Linked DNA regions of Mus musculus: region 2 is linked to region 1. Evidence: chromatin loops called from intact Hi-C (ENCODE). Cell type or tissue: left cerebral cortex. All regions are shown on one strand. Each heading gives the region's core, and the rest is flanking DNA. Links, peaks and the distances in the headings are about the cores only. Region 1 has its middle 9.3 kb from the start of Arx. Region 2 has its middle 12 kb from the start of Gm38657.

Region 1 (11,827 bases), core at 2,890-7,889:
TCCCCTTAAATTATGCTCAACCTCTTCAAAACATATATTTAAACAATAGAAATAAACTTCATTGGAGTCTGTCGACCAATTTGGAAGCCATTGGAAGGGAAGACAATAAGTCCTGATTGCACGCAAGGATTCTCTGTGATGTGGTATCCTTTGCCAAGTCATTTTGCTGCTTTATTTATTTCATTTCTTCCTCTTCTTCGTCTTCTTCTTTTTTTTTTTTTTAAACAAACTTTCATTCATTTATGGTCTTCCGCAACCTGCTAATTTAACACTGGAGCGCGTTATTGCAGTGTTAGGAGGAGAGAAAGAGGGGGAGAAAACAACAATACTGCAATGATCCAAATGATACAGTAGAATTATAGCAATTATAGTTCTACTTGTGGAAGAAAACCTTGCTGAGATCAAGCAAACAAACTGAAGCCTTGTGAGGATAACAAGCCTCGCGATTGACAGCAGGTGCTGGGAAGAGCGGGAGGGCACAAACAGAAATATTTGCCTCCCCAACCCCCCTTAACTCCAACCAGTAAAGGTTAACCTTCTCAAACGCTGCTTTCAGTCTTATTCTCTTCCAGCTATGACATTTTATGCACAAATCCTGGTTTCTCCTCCTGGAAGTCTGGTAATAGAAGGAAATGTGACATAATCCGCTTGCCTAGAACTTGCCCTCACCGTCTCTGCCCCCCAGTTTACTCTTCACTTCCTACCCTTGCCTCACTTCTCCCCAGGCTGCTGAGATCCGTCTGTGGACCGGGTTTGTTGATGTGCTTTCAAAGGAGCCGCCCGGGAGAAGTGCAAACGGGTAACTTGGATTTCCTGGGAAGACTACATCGCGTTTGCTTCCCCCTTGCCTGTGTCCTCTGCCTAAGCTGTGCTTTTCTCTTATTAGGGCTCAGCAGGGAGAGGGTCTTTTCCCCCTTCTGTTTTGGAAGGATCGCATTGGATCTCAGCCGAGCCCTCAAGGTATGGCCATGTGGGTGTGATTACTGTTAGGATAACTCCTATTTGTAAACTTTGCCAGTCTATGTTGCCTGTGTTACCCAGCAGCAGGAGAGGGGGTGGAGGAGTGATAACTTGAGAGAAAACTGACAACCTCACCCCCAATACGGCCCCCTCAACCCAGGCAGGCGGCTACTGAGTCTTTTTCCTCCAGGTTTGCTCTAAATACAGAGCTGGGCAAGGAGATCGCTGCTTCAAGTCTGTGCTCAGAGTGCAGGGCGTGCTTCCCCTCCCACTGTGGAGAAGCAAATGGCTGGGTTCTGGGCTCCTCACCGGAGTCCCTTGGCAGGAGGTTCCCATCTGCTGCTGCTCTCCCACCACCCAGGTTCCCAGATCCCAGAGGGAAACTTCTCAGCCCCTTAATCGCCGCCATCTGCTTTCTTCTCTCCATCACCAACCGGACCTCAGGACCCCGGGTGTGCATCCAGGCTGGAGGGGTCCGCATACAGTTTTTTCTCTGAACGGTGGGGGTGGGGGCAGGAGGGCATTGGGATGGAGCCGCAAAGGACTCAACTCAAGCGTTTTTCCGGAGGCCTGAGGGACCCCCAGCTGTCTGAGTCCCGCCAGTCGTCACCCCTCACCCCACCAGCAAGCAGCACCCTTGTCGGGTTCAGCTTAGAGCCACAGCCAGAGTGCGCCCCCTAGCGGGGGCTCCGAGTGGGCCGAGCCTTCCAGGTTCAGCCTCTAGGAACTGAAGTTGGCAGATCCAAGTGATCCTGCAGGCATGAATGGGAGAAAGAAAACAAAAGCTTTGCAAACATTTCCAAGTGTTCAATAAAAGACCCATCTGTACCTTTCGTCTTCAGTGCACTCGTGGTTAATGTCCCCCCGCCCCGTGAATGCGAGAAGGGAGATAATTGCTGGACGGAATCTTGCTTGCCTACCTCAGGAAACTGTGGACCTAGAAGGAAATAATTGGGGGCGGGGCCCAGGCAAGCTTGCAGAGATGTAACACTAAGCGAAAACCTGAATCTGCCACCTTTAGGGCTTTTCTTGGGGCCTGGTGGTGCATTCTCGTGATTCCTTAGACCTAGAGAAGAGTCATCTGAAGACCCCTAGTCTGTCTGAGACTTCTTTTTAGTAAAACAGATCTCTGGTAGCTCGATGATGGTTTTCCACCATCTGGCTCTAGAATTCTCCTTTCTTTGTCTCTTTCTTTCTTTCTTTTTTTCTTCCTTCCTTCCTTTCTTCCTTCCTTCCTTCCTTTCTTTCTTTCTTTCTCCCCACCTCTTTCTTTCTTTCTTTCTTTCTTTCTTTCTTTCATTCGTTCTTTCTTTCGTTCTCTCTTTCATTTTGCCTTAATGATCTTCTGTCTTCTGTTTCTGATTCCATCACTTCAGATTCTAGGGTTCTGAATTGATGGTCACCCTATCCTCTGGAGGGACTGACCCTGATTTCACCCTCCCCCTACCCTATCCTATGCTTGCTCAAATATTTGCATTACGAAAGCCTCCATTCCCAGGTTCCACTACTGGTAAATCACCACTCCCTCTTTGTCTGACCAGGAAAGAAAAATGCAAGGTTGTTGTCTAATTCCGTTTGATTTGCTAAACCTCGAAATGACTGTATTTTCCTGAGCCGCTTAGAACCTCTGAAAAAGCTACTGATGAAACTTTTACAAAGGGAAAAAAATGCCCCCTTCGAATTGATCCATAACTTTTATTTCACATTACAAATGTATTAATCCTAACCCATCACTCATAAAAACACAAATCTTACTTCTAAAGATCTATAGTGCCTGTAATCTCATGTCTCCAGACCTGCAAGATTTCAGTCAGGCTAAAGCCAACAAAACATTTACTGGGTAAGGCCTAAAAGGAAGAATCCAAAAATAGGACTGATAACAGCTCTTTAGAGTCTTTTATTTTGCGCTGTGTCTTGCTAATTGGGAAGTTCAACACGAGGCTTTCCCTAGCCATACAAGGCTGGTATTTCGGTGGTGGGGGCAGATAGAAGGGGTCCTGTGGGAAGGGAGGCGTGGGTGTTCCCATGTTTAATTAAGACTTGCATTGTGTAAAAAAGGGGGAGGGAAGATTCCGGGGCTGCACAGCGCTCTGTTCTGTTCATCGCAAAATAACCTGCAAGTATTTGGGAAGGGGGGGGGGGGGCGGCGCGGCGCACCAAAAAACAAAACCAAAAAACCAAAAAACCACACACACACACACATACACACACACACACACACACACACACACACACACACACACACACACACAGAGAGAGAGAGAGAGAGAGAGAGAGAGAGAGAGAGAGAGAGAGAGCCTGAGATAAGGAGCCGGCTCTGGAACATATACCATTAATACCACAGAGCTTGTGGAATTGAGATACCTAATTTCCTGCTGCAAATCATTTACCCGATCAGAAAACACAAGTAGCTGAACAGAAAGAAAAAACAAACAAACAAACAAACAAAAAAACAAACAAAAAAACAGAGGAGGACAAGAACCTGAAAGAAAGGGCCCTGAATAAAAATAACTGAGCGAAAGGCCTTACATTCAGTGCTCTGACAGGCAAACCTGGGGCAGTTCGGCTCCCCCCCATCTCCCCGAGATGGTTCTTCTGCCCCCTGCTTTTCAGCCCACCGGGCATTTTTGAAAGGACACCCAGTGTTTTTAAAGGAAGGGGAGGTTAGGAGAGGGATGGTGGCTGAGAAGGGACACTCATGATCTAAGACTGGTGGGACTGCCCAGGGCTGAGGTCAAGGCAGCATCCACAGCAAGGCAGTAACTGCTGCAACTTCAGTTTCTTGTTCTAGGAGGAGACGCAGGCCCACCCTTGGGTGCCAGGGAGCTAGGGTCACCCAGCTCAATTGGGCTGCTTGAGGCTGCAATGGCTCAGGTTCTATGTGGGTCCAAGAGCAAGGTCTCAGATTCTGGTGGCGCCCTCACTGCCATCTTTTGAGGGTTATATATATATATATATATATATATATATATATATATATATATCTCAGATTTTTTTTTTAAAGATAGTATCCCTAATTCCTGGCTGGCCTGGAATTTGATATGTAGACCAGGCTGGCCTGGAACTCACAGAGATCTGCCTTTCTCTGTCTTTGCTGGGATTAAAGGTGAGCACTACCACAGCTTGCTTGCTTTCTTTCTTTCTTTCTTTCTTTCTTTCTTTCTTTCTTTCTTTCTTCCTTTCTTTAATAGGTAATGGTTTATTTCTCACAATTGCTTGAAATATGGTGTTGACATGCCTCTAAACAACATCGAATTCTTTCCCTCCACTTCAGACTTTGCAGGTTTGAGAACAATTGCTGGCACCTAGGAGCAGTACAGTAAATCTTTCCTGAGCTGGAGAACTGCTGTGTGGCTGTGGGGATGCAGAATATTGATTTGGGCAAATGACATTGCTTTTCATTCTTTCGGGCCGGGCCGGGTACTGGTTCATCTCCCCTCCTCCATCTCTTATTTACTCAGTCCTCATTCTCTCTCCTCAGTCCCTCCTTTACTGGCCATGGGATTATTTGTTTTTATTACTTGCCTAGTTTGAAGAAGACTGCAAAGAAATTTTAAAGCCAATGTGTTTTGCTCCAAGAATTCCAGAAGGGCTGGAAAGAAAGGGTATTGAAACTCACAGTTCAAGTCAAATTTAGACCTAGGAGTGATTTTTACTTATTTCTTTTCATGGATAATAGAGAGTTGGTATTATCCGTCATGATACGTTCTCTCTAATAAATAGCTCCAAGACTATAATCTAACAGGTGTAAAATTTCCCTTTTCTGAGAAACGAGAAGACCATCAACAGTATCTTTTAACTAGTACGAACAGAAAATGCAATCATTTACAGGCCTCCGTCCTGGAGAGCCATTCAAGCTTGATTTCTCTCTCCTTCTCTCCTTTTCCTTTTGCTCTTCTTTTGCTCCTCCTCCCTTCCTTTCCCCCCTCTCTCCCAGGCTTTTTGAATAGGGGGTATGCAGGACATACGGAGAGTTGGATATCAGATTTAAGGGCTTAAAGGGTTAAATACCTCACTATCCCAGCAAAAAATATACAGAAAGGGTTTTTCCCCCTCTGCCAAATACAAGGGGACTGAGAAAGCGCTCACTCTTCCCCTCATTTCAGTCTTTCTCCTCCAGCTCTGTAGTCTATTGAGGTATTGCATATTGAAGGACTGGGGGAGAAAGAAGAGAGCCCAGCTGCTGGAAGACTCTTTTGTCAGGGAGGGCCTGTTTCTATCGAAGTCTGGTCCCAGACAGGCCTGCTGTGTTTATGGCTTTATGTGCAATTCATTTGTCCCTAGGGATCTCTTCAACAATAGTCTCCCCACCTTCTAAGCACCTATTAGTCCATATAGGCTTCCACTGCATAGAATGGAAAATAATGATCTCTCTCAGAAATGCCTCTATCCAACATAGGATGGGCAACTGGCCCAGAAATGCTGTTATCATGGACCAACCTGTACCTGCTTCTCCTCTGCCTTTTTAATTCTTCAGCTTTTGGATTGAAGCACTCTGATGTTATTTATATAAAAGAAATGGCATTAGAGTGAGCCACTCTAAAGGGAGATTGAACTATAACTTTGGAAATTGTGACATTCCAGTGAAAGCTATATTAAATTTCTTAAAAACATTTTGAAGGCATCATTGGTATTGTCTGTAGTGGTAACTGAAACAAAGCATTTCACAGAAACGATGAGTTTAATACTAAATATGAACTTATCTAAGTCCTTGTGTTATTAAATAGAAGAGAGGAGAAGGGAGCTGGTGAAATGGTAAAGAGGGGCCTGGAATGAAGACATCCCTCAAAGTGCTTTGTACTGGAAACTCGTACTCTTCCCAGGGTGTGTGCTAGGTGCTTCTGTATGCAGAGCAGTCAGTGCCCCCGACTGCTACCATCCCTCACATACACATGAGGGAAACAGAAAACACGACCAACCCCTGGTCTTCTAAACTAGAAGTTTTGTGTCACCAGAATTCAGGGCTAACCCTGTCACCATCGATACAGTAGAAGTAACTTACCCAAAGTGGCAGAACTGGAGTCAGGATGTGAGAGAAGCAGGCAATCTGGTCCCAAGTCAGGTCAAAGGAATCCTCCTGCCTTCTAGGTACTAGGTACTAGTGCCTTCTAGGTACTAGGTTCTAGGTACTAGGTACTAGGTACATAGGTATGTGCCACCATGCCTGCCCGCCTGCTTTCCTTCCACCCTTCCATCGTCTGTTTCTTCCTATCTTTTCTAAACCCTTCCCTTTGAGGAGCTCAAGATCAGGATGGCCTTGGCCTTGCTATGTAGCCAAGGATGACTTTGAACTTGTGATCCTCCCAAGTGCTGGGATCACAGTCATGTACTGCTTAGAGTCTCATGATTGTAGTTCAGTGACTTGTTACTATGTGTGAGACCCTGGGATCAATCTACAAATGTATAAAAATCAAATATAATTTTTGTTTGATTTTGTAGCCTAGGGTGGCCTCAAATTTCCTATGTGGTTGAGGCTGGCCTTGAATTCCCAATTTTTTTTCCCTCTACCTCTGAAGAAAAGCTGTATTACAGAAGTAAGGAGAAAAAAACTGATGTAAGAAAAAAGACATACACCACATTGAACACACGGAATGCTACTGACTATCAGAATATGCAGGAAAATGAGGTCACCTATATTACAAACACAATTTATAATGAAAGACAATTAAACATTGCACAAAGGAAATAATTAGATGGAACATGGGGCCATGAGGCAGGGGATGTTTTAACTGTCTAGAGTATTTGGTGTATTGTTCAATAATGATGCTCATATCATCCTCAAAACTGGCAGTACCCTGCAGCCTGCACTGTTTCCAAACAGCGTGGTGTGGTGGGGGCCCTTCTGGACAAAATGGTAAGAACTAATTGTATTCTGCGTATCTAGTTTGTAAACAGGTTGTTGGAGCTGGGCATTAGCCGAGAGAGGACTTGCTCTTTCTCCTAACACAGCTCATTATAAAGATGCAGCTTGACATCAATAAAAATAATCATTATTTGATGTATTTCTTATAATTATAGGTCATCTCTCTGAGAGGCTTTGCAGTGAGTGGAGTTGTGATTTGGCCTCTGTCACACTGATGTGGGAGGCATCCAGGCCCCAGTGTCTTGCAAAGTCCTGGCGGGCATCCTGAATGGCAGAAGCTTATGTACAACTTCAGGAAAGAAAACATTTTGGAAATGGTGAGACAACTGTGAGGGAGTTGCAACTGTAAACAGCAAATGTGCTAAAGAGCACAGACTTATGCAGAGCTAAAAGAGGGCAGGTGGAGTGTGTTCTCAGTTTTTTAAATGTGAAGAAAACATTGGGCTGCCTCCATTGCAGCCCGGCAGAACAAGAGTGTGTGGTAGTGATTGTTGTTGTTTTATTTAACGATAGCACCTGGGGGCTGTGTGAGGCTCAGGACTCAGAAAGGCTTCTGAGGGGGAAAAAGGTGAACAGCTGTGGCTTCTCAAACACAAACCTTTAATCCTTGTTTAATCGTCTCTCAGTATCAGACATTTGTGCTGTTTTAATTGTTTTTGCTATTGCAGTTCTATTACAAAGAAAAGTTGGGTGCACCCAACTTATTCTTTTGCATTGTTTCCTTTTAAGTAATTTCCTGGGAGGAGGATCACTGATTAAAGAGTGAGCTAAAATGCTAAAATATATCTCTTGAAAAATTGCCAGGAAGGTCTCCAACTTGTTGAACCAACTTCCCCCTCTATTAGCAGTCCGTGGCAATGCCAGTCCTGCTATAGCCTTTCTAGCATTACAGCCGGTCCTTCTCCCTCAAGATTGCATTATTTAAATTGTTAGCTTGTTGACTTTAATTCTTCCCCACCCCCCAGAGGATCAAACCCCGGGCTTGCTCTACTACTGAACTAAAGCCCCAGCTTGACTCTAATTTAATTCCACCAAGTGGATTTACTCCGCCCCCCCCCCCCCCCACGTATATAATGTCTCTTGCTCACTGGGAATGGCGAATGGCTTAGATTGCTAGGAAGAAGGCAAGGAGACTGGGTGGGGGGGAGGTAATCCTGAGGCATTACACACCCACCATGCTGGATGAAGTCATCAAAGACCCCTGTGCTGGACTTGCAGTGTGCCATGCCTCGGGATCTGAAATTCATGAGGCCTGGCTTGGAGCCAGCTTTTAAAATTAAAAAAAAATTTTTTTTTTTGAGAAGGGTGTTATGTACCTGGACTGGCCACATACCTACTATGTAGCTGAGGCTAGTCCTGAAATCTTTATTTTTCTAGCCTGCACCTTCCAAATCCATTCTAGAGGCCATTCTTTCTCTTTCCTGGCTCTGTATCCTTGGGCATTTTAACTTCAGAAGACTCAGTTTTCTCGACTGAAAATCAGAATGATAAAAGTACCTGCAGCATATTGACACATTATAGGTGCTAAATACAAGCTAGCTTATGAGCATAGACTCATAGACATAGGCTCATAGACAACATGTTTTCATAGTGGGTTCTATCCCCACCCCATCCACACCCCCTGCACACAAAAAAAGAAAGAAACCAAAGAGAAGTGTTAGCTTGTGTTGCGTTATATGTATTAATATTATATTGTCATTATCCCATTATTTTGAAATGGTCTTGTAACTATTTTGTGAACTGCTGACTCATGACTGGAATTGCCCTATTGCATGCACATTTGTTAATTTTACATTTTCATACATGTGATTTTTGTCTGTTACCCACATACCCTCGGTCCTTTCTCACTCCCCACCTGCTGATAGTTTTCTTTGTTCTTCCAATTTCATTGCTACTTTTCTACGCCATTAGTATCTTAAACTTTATAGATCTTTTAAAACATTTATTTTTGTCTACATTGCATGTGTGGTGTGTGGTGGGGACACAGTCAAACCTCACAGCAGTTTTCAGAACCCAGGCTCAGACAACAAAATGCCCAGGCTCCTAGGCACAATGGTCCCTCATTGACCTGCCTTTGCCTGAAGAGATAATTAATCAGAAAACTCCTTTCCAGCCAATTTTATATAAAAAAGTAAAAAAGGAGATTATCTACATGATTAAAGTCTCATGATATTAAAAAATAGAAAATGTTATAAAAATAAATTTTTACATGTTATTAAAATACTATAAAGATAGAAGACATGGTATTAAAATATTAAAGATATGAGATAAAAACATTTTTTCACCTGTCTACCTTTATTTTTTTCTCCAATTTTTTATTAGGTATTTACTTCACTTACATTTCAAATGCTTTCCTGAAAGTCCCCTATACCCTCCCTACCCAACCATTCCCACTACTTGGCCCTAGTGTACCCCTGTACTGAGGCATATAAAGTTTGCAAGACCAAGGGCCTCTCTTCCCAGTGATGGCCGACTAGGCCATTTTCTGCTACATATGCAGTTAGAGACACAAACTCTGGGGGTACTGGTTAGTTCATATTGTTGTTCCACCTATAGTGTTGCAGACCCCTCCAGCTCCTTAGGTACTTTCTCTAGCTTCGAGATAAAATCATTTTAATGAATATTTATACATACAGAGATAAAAATAATTTATTTGACAATTTTATATAAACACACACATATATAAGATGTTTTGGTCAAATCCACCCCCAGTCCTGACCTCCAAATCTTCCATATCACCCCTTTCACTTTCAACTTCATGTGTTTCTTTTACTTTTTATTAGTCTTTTATTTTAAAGACTTTTTATTGTTATTTATGTTTGTGCATGTCTATATGAGTGAATACTACATGTGCTGATGCCTACAGAAGCCGGAAGAGGGTGTTCCCTAGATCTGTAGTCAAGGGCAGTTGTGAACCATCTGAAATGGGTACAGGAAACTGAACTTTTTTCGTCTCAAAAAGCAAGAGACACCCTTTTTTATTGAATATTTTATTTATTTACATTTCAAATGTTATCCTCTTTCCCAGTTACCCCTCTGGAACCCCTGTATCCCATTCGCCCTCCCACTGCTTCTATGAGGGTGCTCCCCCATCCACTCCTGCCTCACTGCCCTAGCATTCCTCTTTACTGGGACATCAAGCCTTCACAGGACCAAGGGCCTCCCCTCCCACTGACACCAGATAAGGCCCTTCAGCTTCTTCAGTCCTTTCTCTAACTCCTCCATCTGGGACTCTGTGCTCAGTCTGATGGTTGACTGCAAGCATCTGCATTGGTATTTGTCAGGCTTTGGCAGAGCCACTCAGGAGACAGCCATATTAGGCTCCTGTCAGCAAGCACTTCTTGGCATCCACAGTAGTGTTTGGGTTTGGTGTCTGAAGATGGGATGGATCCCTAGGTGGGGCAGTCTCTGGATGACCTTCCCTTCAGTCTCTGCTTCACTTTTTGTCCCCTATTTCCTTTAGACAGGAGCAATTCTGGGTTAAGACTTTGGAGTTGGGTGGGTGGCCCCATCTCCCAACCTTAACTGGAGGCATCTCTCCAGCTACCAGCAGTGAGTATTTTCAGTCATGAGAGAATTTAATAAGTTACTATCATTTTTATATGTATTACTCAAATTGTTAGGGTGAGCACTTTGACTTTTTTTTTTGTTTGTTTGTTTGTTTTTCGAGATAGGGTTTCTCTGTATAGTCCCGGCTGTCCTGGAACTCACTTTGTAGACCAGGCTGGCCTCGAACTCAGAAATCTGCCTGCCTCTGCCTCCCGAGTGCTGGGATTAAAGGTGTGCGCCACCACACCCAGCAAACTTTTTTTTTTTTTTTGGCCTGTCATATTTCTTTATCTCTGAGTGTCTGATTTTCATTGTTTTTCAATGTTGTCTGAACTAGTGCACCCATAGTTACTAGGGCTTTGTGCCGGTTAATTTTTTGTCTATTTGACACAAACTAGAGTCGCTGATGAGTGAACCTCAGTTGAGCAACCATCTGATTGGCTTATGGTTCTGTCTGTGGGGCACTTTCTTAATTGCTAAATGATACAGGAGAGCCTGGCCCACTGTGGGTGTCATCCCTATGCATGTGGATTTGGGCTGGGTAAGAAAAGTAGCTGAATAAATGAGAGAAAGCAAGCCAGTAAGCATCGCTCCTCCTTGGTCTCTGTTTCAGTTCCTGCCTCCAGGTTCCTGCCTTAAGATCTTGCCCTGACCTCCCTCAGTGAAGAACTATTATCGGTAATGTAAGATGAAATAAGTCCCCCTCCCCAAATTGGCTTAGTGAATGCTTTATCAGAGAAACAGAAGGCAAGTAAAACGGGCTGTATGGAGAGCTGGTGTGAGAATTATTACATTAGCATACGTTCCCTCTGCTTTCCTTTAATGTCTAAGTGTTTTTTTTTATCATGAATTTTGTGTAATGATGACACTCTTACTTTTACAGGATTTCTCTTAAAGGGAGGTGAGACAAAGGCTGCTAATTACTTCCAAATGCCTGTTCTTCTGGTGCCTTATTAAAGAGAACTGCAAATTTTGTGTCAATCACCAATCTCCTAGAAAAAGAAAGAATGTTTCTTTCTAGCCCTGTAACTGCTTTGGTTAGGATGGACTGGCAAAGGGGCTTTGAGATGACCTGGGAGAATCTGTTTTGTGATTTTAGGCATTCCACTGGGGAGATGAGAGTTTGTGAGAAAAATGAAGAGACAGGTTCCAGAATCCTAGCCTCTTAGTTCATTACAACCGAATGAGATCCTTAGTGAGACCCGCAGAAGAAACTACCCAGCTGAATGCACACAACCTGTAGATCTGGAGGAGAGACGATGATTGTTATTGCTTACTGGCTGATTTTTGATTGTTGTAATTTTAGGATGTTTTGTAAAGACAGACCTAGTCAAAAAATTTCCCTATGTCCTTGAGCAATTCAACTCTTACATGAGCACACAGTAGCACATCTGACAGACCACATCTCTCCTCTTCCCTTTCTGAAGAGTGGTCACCTTGACTAAACTCCGCATA
Region 2 (11,827 bases), core at 3,943-8,942, 210 kb after region 1:
ATAGCATTGGAAATGTAACTGAGGAAAATACCTAATAAAAAAATATATATTTCTTGGAAGAAGAGGGGGAGAGAGACCTGGATGGGAAATGGGAGGAGGAGAGAAAACTGGAAGCAGCATCAGGTATAGGGGGAGACAGGAGAGAAGCCCAGAAGTCCAGGAGGATGAGTAGAAATATGCAGTAGTGTCAGGTGGGAGACCAGGGGAAACCACTCTAAAGTACCAGACACCAGGGATGTGAAAGGCTCCCAGGTCCCAATTGGGATGACATTAGGCAAAGTATTCAATGGTAGGGAGATGGAAATTAAAGAGAATCACCTCCATTTGAGCTATGGGGCCACCCTCTCAAAATTTTTGATCCATAATTGTTTCTGTCTAAAGGAAATGCAGGTCCATAAAAGAGCAGAGAGCAGAGGAAAGGCCATCCAGAGACTTCCCCAACTTAGGATCCAACCCATGTGCAGACACCAAACCACTATACTATTGCTGATATATGCTTGCAAACAGGAGCCTCTGACAGACTCCGCCATCATCTTACTGAGACAGATGCAGACACTTACAGATAACTATTGCACTGATCCCAGGAACTCCTATGGAAGAGCTAAGGGAAGGATTGAAGGAGCTGAAGAGGATTGCATCCTTATAGGAATAAAATCAGTAGCAACTAACAGGAACTCTCAGAGCTCCCAGGGACCAAACTACCCACAAAAGAGCATACATGGGCTGCTCTGTGGCTCCTGCTACATACACAGCAGCAGACTGCCTTGTCTGGCCTCAGTGGCAGTGGATGCTCTTGGTCTTGTGAAGGTTTGATGACTCAGAGAAAAGGGATGCTTCCGGGGTGAGGTGGCAGTGGGTGGGTTGGTGGAAGCACCCCCTTAGACACAAAAGGTAGAGACAATGGGGTGGGGTTTTCATGGAAAGAGAAACACAAATGGGGACAACATTTGAAATGTGAATAAATAAAATAATAAGATAAATAAATAAATAAAATATTTCTCACTCAAAAAAAAAGACATCCTGAGTTTTGCAGGCAAATGGATGGAACTAGAAAATATCATCATGAGTGAGGTAACTCAGACCCAAAAGGACATGCATGGTATGTACTCACTAATAAGTGGATATTTGCCAAAAAAAGTACAGAATACCCAAGATACAGTCTACAGAACTCAAAAAGTTCAACAAGCTGAAGTGCCCAAGTGAGAACGCCTCAGTCCCACTTGGGAGGGAGAAGAAAGCAATCACAAGTAGGGAGGGAGGGAGGGACCTGGGAGGGAAAGTGAACAGGGTTGAGGGGGGAGAGGAGAGAGGAGAGAGGAACCTGATCTGGTATTGGGTAAGGGAAAAGGACTGGAGCCCTGAGGGCCAGCAGAAAAGAATGGAGACAGACAACCTCAGGAAATAGGAGGTTGGGGGAATCCTCCAAAACCGATTCTTAAGGAACTTCCAAACATGAAAGCTCATATTTAAAGAAATTGACTTGGTTCAGTTCCCAAATCTAGACCATTACTCTGGTTGATCAGTCCTGGGATGTATGCTCAATAAACTATCCTGATCTGATGGAGATTGGTGTTTGTGTGGTTTGTATGGTGATTCCTGGGTCCCCAAAATGTATAAAGATTTTCTTTCTCCTGTTGAGTTCTCTTAATTTTACTTGACAGTTAAAGAACAAAAGTATGTAAAATCTTTTATGTGATTCTTAATGTATTAAAGGAAACATTTCAGGTAATTATATCATGAATAAGGCATAATAAAGGGACTTAAAGGGGGTAAAGTTTCTATATTTTGTTTCAACTGATAAAATTTCAAATGTAATCAACTAATAAGTTATGAATGTAGTATTTAGAGCATGTAGCACCTAGAGAACTGCCAAAAATTTCTTCATTCTATAGCTTCATAGAGTATTATTGTAAGTAAAAGTCATGTGTTGTATGATTCCATATATATAACCTTGTTAGAGATTTTATTATTATTATGCACACACACAGACACACACAATGTGTGTGTGTGTCTGTGTGTGTGTGTGTATGTGTGTGTGTGTGTGTGTGTGTGTGTGTGAGAGAGAGAGAGAGAGAGAGAGAGAGAGAGAGAGAGAGAGAGAGGTGTCTATACCTGTGGAGATGTGGAGAAAGAGGAAAATATTGGAGTTCTGGAGGTGAAGTTACAGGTGGGAAAGTTATAGATGCTGGGGACTGAGCCTGTGTCCTTTGAAAGAGTAGGAAATACTCTCAACCAGCACTCTTATACAACATTCTTAAAATGACACTGAATAATAGCAATGAAAAAAAAGGCCTTGAATTTGAGAGGGACTGGGGGGAGCTTGAAAAGAATTGGAGGGGGGGGAAAGAGAGGTGGGGGATAGTTTCTGTGATATAATTATATTTTAATTAAAAATAAGGTGACACACTGAAGTTAATGGAGAAAAAAGTAGTGATGCCAAGGGTTGGGAGTAGTGAATGGATAGGATTCTAAAAGGGAACACTGTGGAGATCATTCTAGTGATGAACAGATTTGAGTCTTGATTTCAGTATGTTTACATGAATTGATAGATGTAATACCATTGCACAAAGCTCTAGAGCAGTGGTTCTCAACCTTCCTAATGCTATTACCCTTGAATACAGTTCATCATGTTGTGGTGGCCCCAACCATAAAATTATTTCTGTTTCTACTTCACAACTGTAATTTTGCTACTGTTATGAATCATAATGTAAATATCTGTGCTTTCCAATAGTCATAGGCAACTCCTGTGAAAGGGTCATTGGACTCCCAAAGGGGTCGCAACTACAGGTTGAGAAAAACTGCTATAGATGTGTGTTCAGCCATTTTTTTCTCCCTTTCATATTATTATAGTTATGTAGGAAGTAACCATTTAGAAAAATTGAATGTGCCTGTCTTTGAACCTCTTGGCAACTTCCTAGAAATCTTTTATTATTTTAAAATTAAAGGAACACTAATTCAAAGATTAAAAAAACTTTAATAGTGTTTTACAAAATGGAACATACCACTTTGTTTCACCCCATTGCAGAATTTGAGTGTCACATAGAGATATTGGTTGATGGGAGCAAATTCAAAGAAGATGATTTTTTTTCTTTCTTCAATGTGATTTTGCCATTTGACTCACCATGGTTGAGATGGTAAACCAGTATTTGACAGCACAGAAGGATCTAACTGTCCCCTCCCTAATTTGCTGCAGCTGGACTACTTGTGCTCTGTGATTTTAGTTTTCAGTAAGAATACTAGAAGCAGTCAACCTCTTTGCTGTGCCTGTCTTACCCAGTGTCCTAAGTTTATGAGATTAGTGGCTGTAGTGAGAGGTGTATCAGCAGTTGTAGAATGGAATTCTCCCTGCATGAAGCTGTAACCTTGACTAACAGAACTTGGATTAACTACAAGGTTTTTTTTTTTTTTTCTTTTTTTCTGGTGACTATCATGTTTTCTTGTAATTAATCAAAATTTCCGGAAGCTCTAGCTGTACAACTAACTAGACTAGATCTCTTTGCAGATGTGGAAATTGAAATTGCTCTGGGAATCTTGATTGTGTTAGTGATTTGCATAGTGCTAATGATTTTTATGTTAATGGGACTGGGAGGCCAAAGGACTGTATGTCAGTGGAATTTGTCTCCTGTTTCCAGTTCTGCAAACGTTGATGGTCAACTTCAGCTTCTGTTTGGGGGACTTTTCTTTCATTCTTTAGGTTTGTATTTTGGTTATGGCCAGAATTTAATTTTAGCTATTGTTTATTTGAAGAGTTATTTTGACCTCTTTGCTGCTATTGAGGTATTCCTATTACCCCAAATGACAATTCTTTAACTAAATAGTATTTCAGTATTCTATTATGATAGAACTACATTAAATGCCAAAGTAGAATAACAAAATGGAAGAAGGCTGTCAAATGTATTGTGTAGGGCACACTGGACACTTACTTTGACACAATAGAATTACTAAATATATTTTATGTGACTTGATGTCATCTTAATGCATATAATGGAGGAAATTTGGGGATCATCATCAAACTGACATTTAAAAAGAACATTGTGCTATTTGCTTTCTTTATATCCTCAATGCTCATCTCGAGGAAATTTCTAGGTATTGCTGATGTAAGAATATAAGTGGAATGAGTTTTAGTATATCTCTATGTACCCCCTAGGCTAAGTGACAACAAAGCCACTACTGGTCATCATGATAAAGCAAACACACTGAGAAATGATTTCTACTTTATGCTATCCATGGCATTGGATAATCTCCTACCCTTGAAATATAGTCTAGGCTTGTTCACTTGGTTACAGAACAGGGCAGAAGCAATGAGATCCTAATGTCCAGTGCTAAGCTATAGAAAGATTATGGCTTTCTGTCTCAGGCACACCCTCATGTGCTGTTCATCTTGAGGTATATTCAGCAGCTTAGGTTGCTTTAAGAAAATACTACAGACGAGGCAGGTTAATCCACAGAAATCCATTTTCTCATAATTTTGGAGACTGGAAATTCCAGGTCAAGGAAACAGCCAGTTTGTTTTCTGGTGGTTGTGGGTGACTGCCATCCTGTATGTGCTCATAGGACCATTTTTGGTATGTTCTCTAAGGGGGAAGAAGGAAGGGAGCAGATAGGAAGGGAGAGAGAGAAGAGAAGGGGAAGGAGAGGTAAAGGGGGGAGAGAGAGAGAAGGAGAGAGAAAGAGACAGAGAGAGACAGAGAGGTTGAGAATCAGTATGTTTTCTTATCTGGGTTCCACCATGTAACCCCACTTAGAAGCCTTCACACCAAATACAGTCATACTGGGGGTTAGGGACTTAACATAGGAGGTGTGGACACAAAGATTCAATCCACAGCATATGAGGTAACCATGCAGAGAAGCTCCAGCTAGTGAGCTTAGAAACAGATCTTTTGTGGCTTAACCATCGGCTATGTGAATAATCTTTGAAGTACATTTGCCAGTCATTGGGGCCTTGAAACCTCTGGCCAACCCTTTGATTGCAGCCTTACAAGCGACTGAAACACTGCCACCAGCTTAGCTGCTCCTGGATTGAACCTGGTTGATTATAGAAACCGGAAGGTAATAACTGTTGTTTTCAGCTGCTACACTCAGCAGAATGTATTATCTAACAACAGATAATGCATATACATAGTATCATTTAATATTTGACTCTTCAATTCCTGTTTCACAAGCTTTAGAAGTAGTACATGTTATTAGGAGATTAATTATTAGCAAGGAGAAGAATAGGACATGTGAGAAAGCAGTAACAACTTTCCTTTTGTATACAATCTTTATTTCAGAAATAATTCTTGTGTTCTGTTCCTATCCTGATATGTATAATGCTTTTCTTTGACTCAGGAAATTGGGTGCTCTATGGAAGCTACCTATAAGCCTTACGATTCAGTATATGCATTCTGAATAGACACTATGTAAATATTTGTTTCTACAAGATTTTGCATATGAAAATTCCTTGTTAGTACAGGATTTTGAGGATTCAACTGTCACTGATTGTATGTATATGAATGTGCATTAAAAAAAAAAACAAAAACATCACCCCATGATCTATCGGGATGGGCATTTGATAGTCAGCAAGAGGTAGAGGTTGGCAAAGGAACCATCTACATTTACTGTGCCATCAACCAGCCTCAAATGTATGTCTATCATAAGGATCTTTTGCCTCTAGCCTCTTCAGGCCCAGCTCCATTGGCATTCGGGAGTAGTTACATTCGTAGCCAATTAGCAGGGTGGCACACACTCCGCCAAGAAGCTCTAGTCTCTATAGAGCCGGTATAGAGAGTGAAATTAGCTGAGACAAATACCTGTTAATCCCCGGTTCTTGGCTGGCATGGAATGCCTACTGTGCAGTGCTAATAGTTCTGGGAAATCCCAATTCCCAGTGTCAAGAGTTGAACAGACTAAGTCTGTTAAATGAAGAAATTTACAGCACATTAGCTTTGATCAAGAAATTCTAGGTGCAAGTCTCTTAAACAAATGAAGGCTGCTTGGGAATACAGGTCACTCTTTCTGGGAAGCTGTCCTTTGAGGGAGTGTATCTCCACTTTTTTTCCCATGCCAGAGCAGGGGGCAGAAGAGTGGCAGTTTGAGTGACCGAAGGGGCTGTAGACATAGTCTTATTTAATCATGAGGCGAGAACTATGTGACAATACTAGAGTTTTGTTAAAGGGAGCTTGGACGTGGTTTACTCGAAAAACGCAAAATCTGTAACAAAAACCGCAGGAGCTCCTTACAGCTTCGAGGGACGGTTTGTTTATACTTACATGTGTAAGCCGCGCCCTCTGCTGGCTATATTAAGCCATGTCTCTGTGCTCTTCCTCTCTTTCTGTGAAAATCATGTTGTATTTTCCCATCTGAATTATGTTTTTAGTTGCATTCTATCAGCCCGTTGCTGTCTATGCAAAGAATGAGGCAAGCAGAATTTAAATCGTGGCTTGTGCCATACTGCCTGTCACTCAAAGCTCCACAGAGCGGTCCTGAGAGAAAGGCAAAGAATTTGGCAGTTCCTGGAGACACAACATGAATGTTCAGATTCTGCTCCTTTGGCTGAGTCCAGGTTCCTTTTTCTTTTTCTTTTTTTTTTCTTTTTGGTATATCTTTTAATATTTGTTCCACTGTGGAATGCATAAAAATATCCTTTTAGTACCAAGTGATTCTTTGAACTCAGACAAGCTTTCAATTCTTACTTTCAAAATATAAAAGAGTTTGGCTGTTGCCTTCAAGCTCCAGGGCTCTGGGGGTGGTGGAGAGAGAGAGAGAGAGAGAGAGAGAGAGAGAGAGAGAGAGAGAGAGAGAGAGAGAGAGAGAGAGAGAGAGAGAGAAGAGAGAGAGAGAGAGAGAGAGAGAGAGAGAACGAATCACAGTGAAAGAGGAGGGAGAGTGGGCTGGTGAGGCCCGTGAAGGGGAGGGCAGTTGATTGTATGCTCCAGGGTCACGCTGCCTTGCCTGTAGAAGGAAAGATGATTTACATTTTCATGTGTCTCAGAAAAGAAACCAGAAGTCCCACAATCTGTTAAGAGCCTCTCGGTAGAAGGCACTTCCAATTTCTTTCTTCCAAACAATGAAGAAAGAAGCATCCATTTCAGGCAAGGCAGAGGAACAAAATGTAGCCCTGTGTGCTGGGCTGAGTTAAGCGAGCTGTGAGGAGCGGAGGTGGTAGATGGTGCTGTAGAATTCCATTTCCGGAAAGGAATATTCAAAATGACCAGAGTGAAAATGAAACTATATCATTCTAATCCCTGTAGATACTGACATACAAAGTTTTACCTTCTCCTGCTGCCTCACGGCACAGAGGTCCTTATTGTCTGGTATAGTTGGCAGGAACAAGACGAATGACAAGTAACACAGGTGCTTTTATAAATTGGGATTAAGTCACAATTAGCAGAGTCATACAGCTGGTCTGTTTTGAGAACTCTTTTTCTCCTTCAGTCAGCTTTAGTTGATTAAAGCATTCCCTAATAAGGATGGTCACTGTATGCTCATTCTGTTAATCCCAATTCATAAAAGTCTAATCTACAGCAGAGAAGTTTCTATTGATGTTAGGCTATAGAAAACTCGCTTTCAGGTCGAGGCCATGCCATGCGTGGGGGATGTTAAGCTTTTGCAACAATGGATTCCAGCTACTCATGTTTACCAAGGGCTAGGGATCAGGACCTGTGCTGTTATTCTACAATAAAATATTATGGTGATTGCATGGGGACGCTCCTCAACCAAGTTAAATCTGCAATTTGTATGCCATATAATATTGCTGAAACCTTTTAGCTGCTGTGAGCCCTGAGTAATAAAAACTTAAGTGTTTTTCTTGCCATTTTGATTTTAAAGACTGTATTTTGGAATCCCCCCCCCTCAGATATGTGCAATATATTCAGGTTAGTGATTGTATGGTAATCTAAACCTCATAATCTAAGAATTGTTCCTTTTATACCAAAGTGTTTACCAATAAGTTACTATGGCAACAGTCAAAAGCATGAGTTGTGGAGTCAAACAGTTCTGAATTTGACATTAATAGAAGTGTGGTGATCTTAGTTAAGTTACTTATGTCTCTGGATTTTAGTTACTTTAATTATAAAATGAGTATGATGACAGAATGTATTATAGGGTTGTAAAAATATACTTATGTATAAAAAATTTAGCCCAATTCTTGACCCATGTAATTTCCACAAATGTGTACATCGAATAGACCATTGAATAGACTAGAATCTTGGGATGAAATCAGAAGGCATCACTGGTTTTGTTTTTTTTTTTTTTTGCCTCCCATTGTTTCTTTGAATTTTTAACTGGAAAACATCTTTTTCAAGTATGCAAAAAACTTCAGTTAAGTCCCTCAAATTCTTGGCTTCCCATAGGGGGAAAAAACCAAAACCAAACAAGTTTTAAGGTGACTGTAATTCACAAACCAATTGATAATATTGTTAGGTCATAGATATTTCAAACCTGAGTTAGAGTTAAATTTCTTTCCCCTACTTATAGTTCTTTGCCAGCCCTTTGCTTAGGATTCTGATCCCCTTGGATTTGAAACATAGAAAGAGAGAAAGGGAAAGAGGGTCTGTTTTAGGATGATTTTGTTACTACTGGTCAAACGCTAAACATGATGATCACAGAGCGCTTTTGTGGATTCTGTGCCCCATTCTTTGGTTTGAGCAGCATCTCTATCCCTTTTCCTTCTCTGTCTGGGTGACACACACAGTCTCTCAGTCCTGGAAGGCTCTGCAGGCGGCAGGCTGCCCTTGCGGGCAGTGTCGACATATGGTCGCTGGGATTTACACACATTTGAACTGTCACTGGAGGGGAGTGTATTTACTTCCTAGACACAGCCTTTTAATCTGATGTGTCCAGCTACATTGACTTTCTAAAGTGTGTCAACTCCAGTTCAGTGTGTACCATCTGCCACTGAGCACACATTAAGCTCTTCAAGTGGTGCCTGTGAGGCCATGTCACCTGGGTGAGGAGAGGAGTCAAATCTCCCTATCACCTGTCCCCTTAGAGATCACAAGTGTGAGATTAGGAGCTTAGCCTTCTTTAGAAGGTAAAAAATGTATCTTTTTGCCTATTCTTATATTTTCTAACGCCTACTCTCTCTTTATGTGTGTTCATGCATGTGATATATATTATGTGAGTGCATATACATATTTGCATGTGTTGGGGGGAAGTGCATGCAGAGTTCAGGGGTTGATATTGGGTGTCTGCCTTACATTATTCTCTACTTTATACACTGAGATAAAGTTTCTTACTTAAACCCAGAGCTTGCTGACTGAGGCTAGTCTAGCTAGCCAGCTTGCTATATACTGGGATTACAGTCAGGACAGGCCTCTGTTTGAATGCTGGGAATCTAAACTCCGGGCCTTCCACTTGTACAGCTGAGCCATCTCTGGAGTCCCCTAAACTCTTCTTTTATAAACTTGACACGGTTGAAATATTGAACTGAATTTATTCTCTTACTACAAACTCTTTCTATAGCAGTCTATCTCACATGTTCCTTTGAATTTGAAGACCTGGGTTCTCAGGTTAAACACCTTGGTTAATCATCTTCTAGTAGTTGTGATGTTTGAATTGCTTATGCTGACCATGTAGAATCAGAATCACTTCCATTCTGAGAAACTTAAGTTCTAATTAGTGAATCTAAAAATTTCTCCTAGCACTATTGATTGTAAAGTTTAATGTTAGTCTCAGGGAAAATTATGTCTAGGATATCATTAATATATTCTATTTTCTAGGAGTTTTATAAAACTTGAGGGTCTTAAAAATATAGAAGCATAAGAATGTCTTAAAAGGTGTTCCTTATAGTGTTACTGATAATAATGAAGCATGAAGACAATATCAATGTCTAAATGTAGTACTTCTGAATTGAATAATGAAGTATTAAGCCATTCTTAAAATGATAGTGTAGAAGAATATTTAATGGTTTGAAAAGACTCTCATTGTTTATAACACATTATTACTAAAAATGAAAATATGGGAAATAAGAAATATTTATGTATGACCTTGTTTTGGTAAAAATGCATAGCTATATTTACAAGAGACCATATGTATATTCACCAAAATGTTAGTGGTGCTTTTTTGTGGTAAACTATTCCGTGTGATCACTATATTTCAATAAGAAGTTTAAAATGTAGCCATGTATCTCATATATTAGTAAAGAGATGATAGGTAATTGTTTGTTTTCTTTATTCCTGTGCATGTTACTATATAAAAACACTACTTAGGTCCTTTCATGATGACCTGTACATAGTTTCCAGGCAAAAAGTGCAAAGAGGTAGCATTATAAAGGTGTTGATTTTGCTGGGGTTTCCTCTGGGTATGTACATAGTCTTCAACATCAAGATGTTAGATCTGGTTCTATGTTCCACCACCTTTGTTTTTTGAGACAGGGTCTACCTATGTAATTATGGCTGTCCTAGAACCCACTTTGGAGACCAGGCTGGCCTCCAACTCAGAGATCTATCTGCCTCTACCTCCAGAGTTTTGGTATTAAAGGTATATATCACTGCCTGGTTTAGGATAGAACTGTCTAAATGCTAGTGTGTGATCTTGATTATAGTTGTTTGTTGGGTTTTCCTAGATGTATATAGGAAACAGAAGCTCCTCTCAGCATGTGTGTACTTCATGAGTCAATTCCTGATCCTTGATTTTTTAGCCCAAATGAAGCAGAGCTTGAGAATTTAGTCAATTCTTTTATCATTTGCCCAAGCTTAGTTCTGTAGCTTATGGAAATTTAACCTACCATAATTCTCTGCCAGCTGTCTCCAGCATCTAAGCTCTAGAGTATCTAAGGGAGATGAGAGGTTTGTGGTAAAAAGATGCTAACATGTAACAAGTCTTTCTGTCTATATTAATGTTACATGGATCATTTGAGTTCCAAAGCTCTTTGAGTTCATTCAGGGAAGAGCTCAATACTAGTGACTACAGGGTATCTGGGACTGGGGATTTGTAGACTTACAGAACGTCAGGGATTTTAACTGGGGAACAGCACAACCATGTTTGTTTTTTCTGTTGGTCATTTGGGGTTGAAGACAAAGATGAAGTCATGAAGATCTGCTAGGAGGTTGTGGTAAGTCCACGGCCTGGATTTAAGTGGTGGGAGGGAGTGTATATCGGAGGCAGAGGGATAGAGGGAAGGAATTTGGGGCATAGGATTGATGAGACCTGGCTGTGGCCTGTGGATTCTGAACATAGGTTATGGATATAGGAAGACTTCACGGTGAATTATGTGAAAAGAAACATGTTAACTTGGGTAAATGTAAATTATAGTGTGGGTTTCATTCAATCTTTTGAAAATATGGAGTGACTGCCACTTAGCTGGCATTGGGTAAATATTGGTTGACTCTCTGAATGAATTTTAGCCTAATAAAGGAATGTAGCTGAGCTGTTCATATAAATAAGTTGCACAGCATAATTGTAACTTAGCTATAAAACCAAAAGGGCTATTTTTAAAAAAACCAATCTCCTTTTCATCACAGTGGGTTTATATACTGCCTTAGCTGGTCCACGTAGGAGGGTCCCTTGAAGTTGAGGTAGTGATAACCGTGGGTGGATGACAGGGAAACACAGTAAAACGGGCTTGTTGAAGTGACCACATTCTTGGCTCACATTTAGTCTCATCCTTTTGTAGTCCTATTTTGCTAGCAGGTCTCTGGGAAAATATAATCAACTTTCTGAAACTGGCTTTGTGTGTGTGTGTGTGTGTGTGTGTGTGTGTCTTGGAGGGGCTGTGGAATAGGGAAATAGAAAAATTTGTGGGATGCCATTTCAACCAAGTAAACCAACACTTCTGCCCACTGACCTAGAATTTAAAGAAGGTTCTTTCCTTCTTTCTATAGAGTTTCATGGGAATTAGAGTTTGCAA

What was found. Hi-C counts contacts between places; a loop is a spot of excess contacts. Peaks named below come from ENCODE experiments on the same cell type or tissue, not always from the same donor. Only the 100,000 strongest peaks of a DNase experiment are listed, where the experiment ranks them.
Region 2: it touches region 1 in a loop (5-fold over the local background); 12 of 42 quality-filtered maps call a loop at or near these places.

The regions. Positions count from the first base shown.
Region 1 is chrX:93,271,289-93,283,115 of GRCm38, reverse strand. No RefSeq gene overlaps it. Among named protein-coding and RNA genes, the nearest start is that of Arx, 9.3 kb to the left of the region's middle. In left cerebral cortex, for the core only: no CTCF peak of the experiment used is centred there; no DNase peak of the experiment used is centred there.
Region 2 is chrX:93,064,372-93,076,198 of GRCm38, reverse strand. No RefSeq gene overlaps it. Among named protein-coding and RNA genes, the nearest start is that of Gm38657, 12 kb to the right of the region's middle. In left cerebral cortex, for the core only: a CTCF peak has its summit at 6,268 (motif pointing left); DNase peaks (open chromatin) are centred at 6,276 and 7,037; H3K4me3 peaks cover 687 bases; H3K27ac peaks cover 245 bases.